Linked DNA regions of Homo sapiens: regions 2 and 3 are each linked to region 1. A link is a contact called in ENCODE Hi-C or POLR2A ChIA-PET data. All regions are on one chromosome and are shown on one strand. Each heading gives the region's core, a stretch centred on a gene start or an enhancer-like site at or near the end of the contact. The rest is flanking DNA. Distances are from core to core; before and after follow the strand shown.

Region 1 (4,265 bases), core at 1,247-3,746:
TAAAGCATAAACCCCCAGATTTAAAAACGTGAGAGGCGAAAGATTATGTAGCATGGTCTGGCGGCTTTATAGAACCCGTTTCAAATGAGGTATAGAACAAAAGAATGTGTGATTGAAGCTCTTGAAGAGATTTATTTCAGGAGAGAGGCAAACATTTTGCTCTGATACCAATTAACCAGGAGAAAGCACCACGTCATAAATGCCAATATTAAAAATGTAAATCCTACACCCGAGGGTGTATTGAAGACAGGTCAAAATTCTTTGAAGATGGAATGCATAAAGAGATAACAGGAAGAGAGCCTTCCAGCTGCTCAGGCTACCTGTTTAGTTCTGTGTCCTGTCTGCTGATGAGATTTTCCACGGGGAAGCGGGCTCTTGTTTGGGGTGGTTTGGCTACTTGACCTATTATGCGGGATTTAGATCTCCTTCAAGAGAATTTATTATGGGAACTCTAGAAGATCTTGTTTATAATACTCCTTTATCTGTAATGACTTGGAGATGTTCCAGGGTTTTTCTAGCATAGTTTGGATAGCATAGTTCACATAATGGATGTGTAAAGGTATTTACAAAATGCAGAGTGAAAACCATCAAGTGCTATGTATAGCACTTTTATGCCTTTTAAAGTATGTTTACTTCCATTAACTTGGTTGTTCCTCTCCATAATTCTGTGCAAAAGGAAAGGCATACAGAGTCATAGTCTTTAGAGCTTGGGATGAATTTAGGATGATTTAACCCAGCCCTTTCATAGTAGAAAAGAGGCCCAGGGAAGTTGAGAGATTTCATCCCCATTAGCCTCTTGGGGAAACTAAGCAAGGAGAGATTTAAGCTTCTTGGCCACCAAAAGCATTGCATGTTGAATCCTGGATTTCTGTCATTGGTAATAAGGCAGCCCAGTCTTCTGGGAAAGGAAATACACAAAAAAGTCAAACAAAAAGGTTGTCTGGAATAGAGATGTCTGTTGCTACAAAAATATTCAACTTCTTGTCACTGAACCAGGATAATAAATCTCTTTACCTTCTGTATTTTGGTGCATTGAAACATTATCTTTTATGATCATAGGTGTTGCTTCATTATTTAAAGCATACTTGTTATTGCAGGAAAGACAAGCTTGCATTTGATTTATAATGGAACCATTGTGCTTTGAGTTAAATGAAAGTTCAAAGGAAAATGAATTCTAAATAAGAATAATTGAAGAGATTCAAGGTTCATTTGAGTTTATATTCATCAAGGCAATTGTCTCCGAAATCCTCTTATTTAAAGCAACAGGACAGATCGTAACTTACAAACTTCGCCTTTATGACATCACTTCATTCTATATATCATAATCAGAAATGTTAAGCCTCAGCAGTAATTTATACAAAATGTATTGTTACAGAGTTATAAATGTCATTAAGTGGTAGACTTATGCCTCAGTGTCATGCAAGTTGAATCTTGGATTTAAAAAAATTACCCATAATGCAAGTATTCTATAAAAATATTCTTAGTACTCTCTCCTCCACTGCAGCCTCATATTAAAAGTTCAGTTCCATTTTCCACCTGTACTCTGCTCTGGGAAGTGCAACCTTTATTTCTCCTTCATGTTTTTAAAGTCACCTTCTTAATTCTGGTAGAACATAACTCAAACAACTGAAAATGTTAGGAATGGATTTACAGTCCCTCTGGCTACTCTCTATCTGGGATGGAAAAGAAAGTGAAGCTGGAGATAACTTTTCCTGCCATCAAGGGACATCTATAGAGGAGAGGCAATTAATTGTAATGTGCCAACTAGTTTTGATTATTCAGGGACTTGTGATGGAATTTGTGGATTATTCAGGTCCCTGGTTTTCTGTTTTGGCTAATTTCACTGCTCAGTGGCACCTCCAGAGGTCAGGGACAGCTATTCTCCTATGGAGTGTCCCCAGAGAGACAGTGGCAAAGGAACCACCCCCTTTTGAGCAACTACTCTGTGTCAGACACAGGGAGGATTTTTTTTTAACATTTGTAGTCTTTCATTAATTTCACAACAAACCTCCATTCTATTTTACAGACAGTAAAAACTCAGTGTAATTCATTCATTTCTCAAATCTCTATCAAGTGTATTCTGTGTGCTAGTCCCTGGGATAAAACAGTGAATGAAAGAGATGGGTCCCGGCTTTCTCTGAGCTTAGGATGCAGGAAGGAAAAAAAATAAAGTAGACAAATCATCAAATATATAAAATATAAAATTACAAACAGTGATATATGTAATGAATGAAAATTTTAAGGGATCACAAAATTTGTAAACAGGGGATCTGATCCAGTTGTGGAGTCAGAGATGGCGTCCCTGAGGGCATAAGCCTCTGCACTGGTGATTGAAGAATGGAATAGAAGCTGTCAAAGCTTGCACGGCGAGCCCACAGCAGAGCTGGGATTCAAACTCAGGTCTGCCTGACACCAGACTCTCTCTGTATTGCACTACTACAGACAGTTGAAACTATGCCCTGACAGGGAGACCTTTGACTCCCAGCCCCTAGCCCTGCTCCACCAGCTGCCCCAGAGATGCCGTGTCCGTGGGAGTTGGTGATGGTGGATTGGAAGCTGAAGAGCTCCTGTGGTTTCTCAGCAAGTTTAACTGGCAATATGAAGGAGCCCTCACTCTCTGTGCATTCTTTCCATTTTCTTCATGGTTCTGTCTAGATTGGATTTCGGCACTGGCAGGAGGGGTGTCCTTCTGGCATGACTCCTGATGGGGTTGTGTGGCTAATTTCAAACATTGGGAGGGGCTTGATTAATGACCAGCCCAAACCAGAGTTCAGAAACATTGCCTGGAGCCTCTGTAAAACTCCCCAGATCCTGCCTCCTTGTCTACCTCCCTTTACTCAACCCTGCCTCCCCTGATCTAAAGCCATCTTAGAGATTGGCTACCTGCCTGAAAAACTCCCTGACCTGCTGAGGAACTGCAGCAGGGAGTCCTGTTAGCAGCTGTGGGAGGGTTGGAGTCTGACCAGAACATTCCTCGCTCATGTTTCCACCCACTCCGTGTCTGCAGGGTGAAATGCCCCATTGGATGCGGTGGCCACCCCAGAGCTGCACCTTCTAGCTGGATACAGGGATAGGAGTGGTTGGGATTGAAGGTGAGAAGTCTGGGAAATGAACCATTTTCTTAGGTCTTCTGCTGATTTCCACCCCTCTGACTAATTATATAGCAGGGGCAGTGATTTACCAAAAGGAGGCATTGTATGACTTTTTAAGGACATCTTTCCAAAAAAACAAGCAAAAATTCTCCCCCAAGCAAAACCAACCGCCCCCCCCCAAAAAAACCTAAAAGCCAAAAAACTCAAACATCCAGGGAAAAGACCTTCTCTTTAAGCCTAAATTTCCACCATTTGTGACTTACCTTTTTTTTTTTTTTTTTTTTGAGACGCAGTCTTGCTCTGTCGCCAGGCTGGAGTGCAGTGGCGCGATCTCGGCTCACTGCAACCTCCACCTCCCGGATTCAAGCGATTATCCTGCCTCAGCCTCCTGAGTAGCTGGGACTACAGGCACGCGGCACCACGCCCAGCTACTTTTTGTATTTTTAGTAGAGACGGGGTTTCACCATGTTGGCCAGGATGGTCTCGATCTCTTGACCTCGTGATCCACCCGCCTCGGCCTCCCAAAGTGCTGGGATTACAGGCGTGAGCCACCGCGCCCAGCCTGTGACTTACTTTTTTGAGTTACACAACATTACTTTCTTGCTTCAATGTTTTTGTGCAAATGCACGCCGTCTGGGGAGAAGCAAATTTCTTGAAATTGAAACCACCGAAATGTGAATGAATTTATCATATCCCTTGTTTGTATCTGGTGAACGGGTAGCTAGAGGGCCTGAGGTATCTTGGGGAACAGGTCGTTGAAGTGGGTACAGGACGGGGCAGTCACTTTAATCGCTGGTCCGAGCTCCCCAGCCTCCCTTTTGCAAAAAGCAAAAATACGTTATCGTCACTAGGGGGCGGAAGTAGGCCAGCAATCGGTCTCTAGTACTTGTTTGGTCTGAAAACTAAAGTTGGCAAATCTGCATTATTAGTGTTTTATTTTTCTTAAGAATCCCAAGTCTCTCTGAGATGGTATGAGTGTGAGAGTTAGGCTACTGTAGTGTAAAGAAGCCAATCCCAAGAAAATAAAAGCCCTGTGTAGGTAAAGCAGATACCCGACAGATTCTATCAATGGACTTTGAAATTGTTCTACTGTTTTTATTATGATAATTTACTGAAAATTTCTCAGATCTAAAATTCAAATAAGAATGTTTGAAACCAGCCGGGTTCGGTGGC
Region 2 (4,265 bases), core at 680-3,179, 110 kb after region 1:
ATGGTAGTTTTGTTCTATAAAGTCAGAAGAACACTGAAATAGCAAATACTGAGCTATTGCTCCTAGGCAAAATATAGGGTTAGGTTTCTGCTAGCCTCTGGTCACAATTTTGTCAACTGATCAATACGTAACCTTGCTTTATGTGTGTTTCTGTTTAAAAACATTTAATATATATTGTTGATTCATTAACATTGAATGATGGTCAACAGAACTATAACTCATGCCTGAGTGAAACTTATCTGACACACTTCTGTTCTCTATAAGGCACCTCAGAGCCGTCCTGAACTTAGGAACACTGGGCAGAACTTCAGCCCTACCCTTGAGGGGCATTGTAAAGAGCAAAATCACTAACGAAAAGCACAAAAATGCAAAAAAAAAAAAAAAAACCAAACTGTGGTACTAAATAGAGTGCAAAAAGCACATTTGTTTACAATATGAGAGCTGAAATAAGAAGGTAGAGCATTGTCTTGTTCAAACCTCAGCTGGGCATATGTGCGTGGGCCAGGTTAAATTTTTTGCTGTTCTGCCCATGTCTGCAAGTAACCTCAAGAGTGCCCACTTGGGGATTACAAATAAAGTTTAGTGAGTTGGTGGATTTGTAAATATGGAATCCATGAGACTCAACTATAATTTGAAAACCAGTATTGAAAGATAAACTCGGGTTGGAGGTGGGGTGGAGAATTGCAACAGGTTTTCTGGGCTTCTCCAGCACGATCAGGTTGTATCACTCAGCTAGGCGTCCAAATCCTATTGATAAAGGCCTTTTTGTTGGAGAGGGAAGAAGAGGAAGAGAGGAGGTGTGGCCTTCAGAGAAGTAAGGAGAAACTGAAGGAGTTGTGTGAGGGCTTAGGAATCCAGGAAGTGGGGGCATAAGAGTAATGGAGGAAGTCTCTGGAATCAGGACAGCTGAGTACAAAAAGCTTGGACAGGGGAGAGCAGAAGGAGCAGGAGGAAGGAGACCACCATGAATGCTAGAACCACACTGTGATTTGGGTCAGTGTAGCGAAAGCTCAGTAAGTCAGATTGGTTTTTTGGCGTAGGGCCGCCGTACTTATCCTTTGCTTGGAGCTCTGTGACTGAGTTTTTTTACTTTTCAACCAATTGTGGTACCCCCTGTGGACTGCTGGAGAGGGAGGGACAGCCATGGGTTCTGGTTCCGCCTTTGCTGGCCACATTAGAGATGGCTTGGGTGGAAGCCTCATGCCACAGAGTTATTTGTGGATGATTTAAAGAAGGATGCAGAACTGTTTTTCACTCACAAAGAGAAAATTAATGCTAGAGATTTGATCCTTTAAGAGGTCTTTGAACTTGTAAACCCAGACACATATGTGTCAAGAATGGAAACTGGCAAAGACTGTATTCCATAGTTTGAACTTAATTGCATTTGGTATGTACTTGAAAAGATAAAATATCCCAAGACGTTTAACTTTAGAAAGTCATTCTGTTGTGCTGCACAGTAAGTCATTTTCACAAGGATCTGGCCGAGATATTCAGTATCAACATGCAGGAATGGTTTCAATATGTGGTAGGCCAATAAAAAGAAAGTCACTCTGACCCACACTTTGCAGATCTAAGAAGGACAGAGGAGCAAGTAGTGATAATTCGTTCCAGTTTCAGGGAAATACTGTAACTCTGCAGCCACATGCCTCTGTCCTGCCCGCTGCGCTGTGTGTCTCTCAGGGAGGGGGGCTTAACGTCCCAATCTATGCTTCTCAGGTGGGCACTGCACATGACGTGGTTACGCAGGGAGGCCTGAAAGTGGGTCCTGTGGAGATAGGGAGTGTTGGTTTGATCTGAAATCATGGGACTCACAGAATTGGCCACTGGGTTTGGAAAACCCTCCGTAGGAGCAAGCCTCAGTGAGAGGAAATAGGACCGTCCCACTCCCCCTTGCTTTGCTGCTGGCTAGCACAGGCAGGAATGCTGCCCAGAGCCTTTGACCCACTTCCCTGCTTCTAGGACAGTCAGAGCCCAAGCAGTGGGGGGTCTGCTTACTCTTCCCCCTGGCCTTAATTCATCAGTGTTCCCTTTCTCCTCTCAGCCTGGGGTTGGAGGGGTGGTGGAAAAGAGGGTCTTTCCTTCCTGGTGTTAAAAAACGGATTTAAGCATATGTGTAGGGCAGGGGAGGGAGGAAGGAAGGGTGGGACCTCTGGAATCATACCCATCGTACTCAAATAGTCCTCAAAGTTTTTGCTGTTCTGCTTATATCTGCAAATGACCTCAAGAGTGCCTGTTTGGGGATTTGTAAATATGGAATCCATAGTCTCCAAAATGGAGACTTTATTTATTTATTTATTTATTTATTTATTTAGTAATTGACATGATCTTGCTGTGGGGTTGCTGTTTATACAGAGTAACCCAAAAGAAGTTAAACTTGCCCGTTTAAATAAATTGATCTATTCCGGTTTGAAGCAATATTTTTCAGGCAAGCTCAGATTCTGTAGGCTTAAGCCTTTTCTCCTTCTCTCAACCCCTCTTCTCCTTCTCCCCGGGTGACATCTGGGCACAGGAAAAGGCTTACGTAACATTGTCATGGTTGGGGCAGGATGTTTTCTTTCTTTCTTTCTTTCCTTCCTTCCTTCCTTCCTTCCTTCCTTCCTTCCTTCCTTCCTTCCTTCCTTCCTTCTTTCTTTCTTTTCTTTCTCTTTCTTTCTTTCTTTCTTTCTTTCTTTCTTCCTTCCTTCCTTCCTTCCTTCCTTCCTTCCTTCCTTCCTTCCTTCCTTCCTTCCTTTCTTTTCTTTTCTTTCTTTCTTTCATCTTGAGACAGAGTCTCACTCTGTCACCCAGGCTGGAGTGCGGTGGCACAATCTCAGCTCACTGCAACCTCCGCCTCCCTGGTTCAAAGGATCTCCTGCCTCGGCCACCAGAGTAGCTGGGATTACAGGCATGTGCCACCATGCCCGACTAATTTTTGTGTTTTTAGTAGAGACAGGGTTTCAGCATGTTGGCCAGTCTGGTCTTGAACCCCTGGCCTCAAATGATCTGCCTGCCTCGGCCTCCCAAAGTGCCAGGATTACAGGCATGAGCCACTGCACCCTGCGGGATGTTTTCTGCTTGTGTTGTCCTTCTCTTCTGGCTTCTGTTGACTTCTTTTTGAGGTGCAGCTGATTTTGTCTCCTCTTTGGGAGTTAGCTTCAGCTACCAAGGTGTCTTTGGTTGGTGTGTCTTGTGATTGTCAGCTGGGTGTGGCTGCCCCTAGGTTTAGCATCCTCTGCTTTGCCTCTTGCTGCCGTAGACCCTCTGGGGCTTAGCCAGGAACTTCTACTGGAAACTGGCTTTATGTGGCCTACTTCCCAGCTTCTGCTATAGGATTCTCTTGCCACACACCAGGCAACTTCTTAGCAAATACTCTTACTTTTCAGCTCCCTTCTTCCATGTCTACCACAGGGCTATTTGGGAGCTTCTAGATGTCCCCAGGCCAGGTATATCTCTGGGAACAAGAGAAGGTTATTTTTGGCCCATCTGCTTGGCATTTCTCTCTGCAAATGATGTTCTAGGGCTCCTGAACTCCAGGGGCCATGCGTGTGTGCATGTGGAGCACAGGAGGGTAGTACACATTAAAGCACCAGCCTAAGTAGTTTTGTATTCTTCCTCAACCTATCTGGAATTTTTGTCTTCTTGCTCTCTTTCTTCCAGGGCCATCCCCCGGTAGGTGAGGAGATAGATGGGTAGAAAGTCTTGCCCCTTCTTCTGTTCAACAGGAGTTGCCCCCACATCCCATCCTCTGTCCTCTCTACACAGTAACTCATAGTAAAACTCTGTGCTTAGTCCCCTGGGCTTTGTTCTTAATATGTGCAAAGATAATTTTTGAATAGAAATAACATATTTTTCTCTTTCAACAAAACTCACTTCTAAGACAATAGTTTCTCTCTGACTTGAGAAATCCAATATAAAACACAAGGTAAAAAAAAAAAGAGTTCTTGGTTCAGGGTTGTGCCTCTTCTTTCCCTGAAACAACAAAGGCCATTGATTCAGTGGGCAGAGAGCTGCAGGGCAACATGATTTATGGGTAATGAAAAATACATTAGTGTAATAATTTCAAAAATATGGTAGAAAGAGTTGGGAACTTCTGGATTAGAAGAAATGGATCAAATGAGGCTGCTTACATGCTGGGGTGGCTGACTCAAAGGAAAATGTAGCTGGATCGCCACAGCTGGATATCCTTGGGTTATGTGGTTGCCTTTCTCAGCCTCACTGAGCAGGGTCAGAAGATGTGAGTCACAAAACCAACTGCAGCAGGAAAGACAAACATGGCCTCTCATCTC
Region 3 (4,265 bases), core at 791-3,290, 66 kb before region 1:
GGCAGGTGGATCACCTAAGGTTAGCAGTTCAAGACCAGCCTGGCCAACATGGTGAAACTCCATCTCTACTAAAAATAGAAAAATATTAGCCGGGCGTGGCGGTGCTCACCTATAATCCCAGCTACTTGGGAGGCCGAGGCAGGAGAATTGCTTGAACCCGGGAGGCGGAGGTTGCGGTGAGCCGAGATCACACCATTGCACAGCCTGGGCAACAAAAGTAAAACTCTGTCTCTTAAAAAAAGCAAAGAAAAGAAAAGAAAAGAAAAAAATCATATTGTCTGCAAAGAGAGAGAGTTTTTCTTCCTCTTTTCCTATTTGGATTAGGCCTTTTTTTTTTTTTTTTTTTTTTTTGGAGACAGAGTCTCACTCTCTTACCCAGGCTGGTGTGCAAAGTGGTGCGATCTTGGCTCACTGCAACCTCTGCCTCCTGGGTTCAAGCGATTGTCCTGTCTCAGCCTCCTGAGTAGCTAGGATTACAGGCACCCGCCACCACGCCCGGCTAATTTTTGTATTTTTAATAGAGACGAGGTTTCTTCATGTTGGTCAGGCTGGTCTCGAACTCCTGACCTCAGGTGATCCGCCTGCCTTGGCCTCCCAAAGTGCTAGGATTACAGGTGTGAGGCACCGTGCCTGGCCAAGAAGTACGATTTTTGCAAAAAAAAAAAATTCATATAAGAACATGTCCTGGCTAAAAAAAACTAAAGAAATAAAGAATAAAAATAATTTTTAAAAGTCTTTTTTGTTTTTTAAAGCAACCAATTTGCTCCATAGTTATTATGTGAGAGATCTTTAGAATTGTGGATGGCTGGGAAACTACTCATTTGCCACTCATCAAGTAGATTGGTTTTGCTTTTGATTTCTTGGTGATTTCTTGAAAAATGTATCTGCCCTCCCCCCAGCCCCGCCCCGCAAATTCATATGTTGAAGCCCTTAATGGCCCAGAACTTCAGAATGTGACTGTAGATTGTATTTGGAGATAGGGCCTTTAAAGAAGTCATTAAGTTAAAACAGTCTTTAGGGTGGGCCCTAATTCAGTATTACTGGTATCTTTATAAGAAGTGGGGATTAGGACCCAGCCAACACGGGCTGAAGGACAGCCATGTGAGGACACAGTGGAAAGGTGGCTATCTGCAAGACTGGGCATGGTGGCTTACACCTGAAATCCCAGCACTTTGAGAGGCCGAGGTGAGAGGATTGCTTGAGCCCAGGAGTTCAAGACCAGCCTGTGCAATGTGGTGAAACCCTGTCTCTACAAAACAATACAAAAAATTAGCCAGGCATGGTGGCGTGCACCTGTAATCTCAGCTACTCGGGAGGCTGAGGTAGGAGAATTGCTTGAATCCAGGAGGTGGAGGTTGCAGTGAGCTGAGATCCAGCCACTGCACTCCAGTCTGGGCAACAGAGAAGACACTGTCTCAAAAAAAAAAAAAAAAAAAAAAAAGAGAAAAGAAAAAGATGGCCATTTGCAAACCAAGAAGAGAGGCCTCAAGAGAAAATAACTCTCCAACAAAACACTTTGGGCTTCTGTTAAGCCCCCAAGTTTGTTATGGCAGCCCCAGCAAACTAATACATTTGGTTTTTTTTTTTTTTTCTTTTTGAGATGGAGTCTTGCTCTGTCGCCCAGGCTGGAGTGCAGTGGCGCGATCTTGGCTCACTGCAAGCTCCGCCTCCCGGGTTCATGCCATTCTCCTGCCTCAGCCTCCCGAGTAGCTGGGACTACACGCGTCCGCCACCACGCCCGGCTAATTTTTTGTATTTTTAGTAGAGACGGGGTTTCACCGTGTTAGCCAGGATGGTCTGGATCTTCTGACCTCGTGATCCGCCCGCCTCGGCCTCCCAAAGTGCTGGGATTACAGGCGTGAGCCACCACGCCCGGCCACATTTGGGTTTTGTATGACTTGCTTCATTCAGGCCAAAGATAAATTGAGGAACATATATATATATTTGTATTGGACATTTGCTTGGATCCAAAATATGGCAAAATCAAGTCTGTTTATCTAGCGGGAACTTAGCCATTGACTACTTGAGGACTGTTTCTCTTCAAACCTTTGGGGACAGTGACATCTAGTGGTAGTTTCTTTTATATACCCTTTTCAGTTCTCTTCTGGCCGTACATTAGAATCACTTGAGGGGATGGGAAAAACAAAACAAAACAAAAAACAAAAGGCCTTGCGCGGTGGCTCAAGCCTGTAATCCTAGCACTTTGGGAGGCCGAGGCGGATGGATTGCCTGAGCTCAGGAGATCGAGACTAGCCTGGGCAACACAGTGAAACCCCATCTCTACTAAAAAAAAACAAACAAAAAACAAAAAGAAAATTAGCCGGGCGTGCGCCTGTAATCCCAGCTGCTCGGGAGGCTGAGGCAGGAGAATCACTTGAACCAGGGAGGCGGAGGTTGCAGTGAGCCAGGATCGCGCCACTGCACTCCAGCCTGGGTGACAGAGGGAGACGCTGTCTCAAAAAAAAAAAAAAAAAAAAAAAAAAAAAAAAAAAAAAAAAGGCCAATGCCTAGGCTTTACCTAGCCAATTATGCCAGAATCTCTGGGAATGGGAACCAGTCATCAGTATTTAAAAGGGCTTTCTACATTAGTCCAAAGTGTACCCAAGGTTGAGAAGCACAGATTCTTAATGAAAGCAACTCTGGATTGTAAAAATATGAGCTCATATTATGTTGCCATTTCTCACAATATGAAAAAGTTTGTTAACTTCTGCACTTATTTATTGTCCCTCTGCCTCCAAAGAAGGTAAAATACATGAGGGAGGGAGCACGGTCTGGTTAGCTTTTGGATGCCAAGAGCCTGGAACAGTGCTGCACAGTCTGGGCTCATAATAGCTTTTGTGAAATGAATGAATGAAAAATAGAGCATGGGACCAGGCGCCCGGTGGCTCACGCCTGTAATCCCAGCACTTTGGGAGGCCGGGGCGGGAGGATCACCTGAGGTCAGGAGTTCGAGACCAGCCTGGCCAATGTGGTTAAACCCCGTCTCTACTAAAAATACAAAAATTAGTTGGGCGTGGTGGTGGGTGCCCATAATCCCAGCTACTCAGGAGGCTGAGGCAGGACAATCGCTTGAACCCGGGAGGCAGAGGTTGTAGTGAGCCGAGATCGTGCCATTGCACTCCAGCCTGGGCAACAAGAGCTAAAAACTCTGTCTCAGAAAAGAAAAAGAAAAAGAAAAAGAAAAATAGAGCATGCTGTCAGGTTGCATTAATCTGGAATATGGCTGTCATGTGAAACAGCAGTCTCACTGTGAAGTTTAGGACATGTTATATTTGGTTCAATTGAAAGTAACTTATGGAATCTTATAGGATTCCAAATGTCTGAAACAGACGTTTCTTGGTCTGTCATACAACTTTGGTTGACTTCTTGGCATCTTTATGCCTCTGATCCTAGGAGAGGATTTTCTGAGTTTCAATATAGCAGCAGGTTCTCAATGTCTACTAAGTGTTCTAGTTAAAAAGAAATGTTAAACTATTAGCTTTTCTTCTGTGCTTTTCTCCCCATTGTCTTGAGGCTTAGAAAGTTCTATATTATTACAAAACCAGTGAAATACACACTTACAACATTTCTAGTTTTAAAACTACTTCTTTTTTATATTTTATGGCCTAAAATAACTGGGATTAAATTTTCTGCGTATGGTGCATAGTGAGTATTGAACTTTCTATTCTTTTCTTAACCCTGAGAGTCCATCTTCCCCACATGACTTGCGGATACTCCATGACTTTGCTCATTTGTGATGCACACTTTTTCCCGCAGTAAGTCTTTTTATATACTAATGTGAGAGGTGTTAGAATGGGACTTTTCCTGGCAAAGTGTGTGGAAAACAATTCCTCACTTGCAGACTCTCAAGGGAAATCTCTGGGGAACTGCTCCCTGACTTTTGGACATCCTTAAAAACAGAGATGAGAGAAAGAAAAAGAACAAGCCTTGGTGAAGAGGTTTCTTTGGAGAGAGTTGTTGCTGTGCTCTTGGGCCCCCAACTTCCCTTTTCAGGGAGGAGTGGGAAGTGCTCATTCTAACTCCAGGCTTGAGACCGCTGGGGGAATTTCAAAAAGTGGTTTCCACAGGAAAGACATGGAGCAGCCAGCTTGGGCGACAGAGTGAGACTTCGTCTCAAAAAAAACAAAAACAAAACAAAACAAAAAAAGTGTGTGCCAAATATTATATTGACAGGACATCCTTATTTTGAAGTCAAGACTGTGTTTGGGATTTACAGTGACGTAAGAATTGTCTCTGACCTAGAAGTGGGCAAAAAAAAACAAAAA

The links. A loop is a pair of places that touch in the nucleus more often than their neighbours do. ChIA-PET counts read pairs that join two places held with the same protein, here RNA polymerase II (POLR2A). Pooled maps may share reads with other maps.
Region 2: a map of A673 shows a loop between it and region 1 (11-fold over the local background). The contact joins two enhancer-like sites. A Hi-C loop is called at or near these places in 1 of 168 maps with a recorded cell type or tissue (A673) and 1 of 50 pooled maps. POLR2A ChIA-PET finds 5 or more read pairs at or near these places in 1 of 52 experiments (A673).
Region 3: a pooled map shows a loop between it and region 1 (4-fold over the local background). The contact joins two enhancer-like sites. A Hi-C loop is called at or near these places in 1 of 37 single-sample maps with no recorded cell type and 3 of 50 pooled maps. POLR2A ChIA-PET finds 5 or more read pairs at or near these places in 3 of 52 experiments (H1, MCF 10A and activated CD4-positive, alpha-beta memory T cell).

Annotation. Positions count from the first base shown.
Region 1 is chr2:65,636,760-65,641,024 of GRCh38, forward strand. No RefSeq gene overlaps it. Among named protein-coding and RNA genes, the nearest start is that of LINC03050, 37 kb to the left of the region's middle. Within about 2 kb of position 2,497, at least 2 of the 41 ENCODE cell types and tissues checked have a DNase peak (open chromatin) inside an H3K27ac peak, as active enhancers do; they include A673, where a contact is called at or near this core.
Region 2 is chr2:65,745,559-65,749,823 of GRCh38, forward strand. All of the region lies in intron 2 of LOC105369167 (a long non-coding RNA gene), which reads left to right. Among named protein-coding and RNA genes, the nearest start is that of LINC02934, 42 kb to the right of the region's middle. RefSeq lists a silencer at 1,717-2,011. Within about 2 kb of position 1,930, at least 6 of the 41 ENCODE cell types and tissues checked have a DNase peak (open chromatin) inside an H3K27ac peak, as active enhancers do; they include A673, where a contact is called at or near this core.
Region 3 is chr2:65,571,256-65,575,520 of GRCh38, forward strand. No RefSeq gene overlaps it. Among named protein-coding and RNA genes, the nearest start is that of LINC03050, 29 kb to the right of the region's middle. Within about 2 kb of position 2,041, at least 2 of the 41 ENCODE cell types and tissues checked have a DNase peak (open chromatin) inside an H3K27ac peak, as active enhancers do.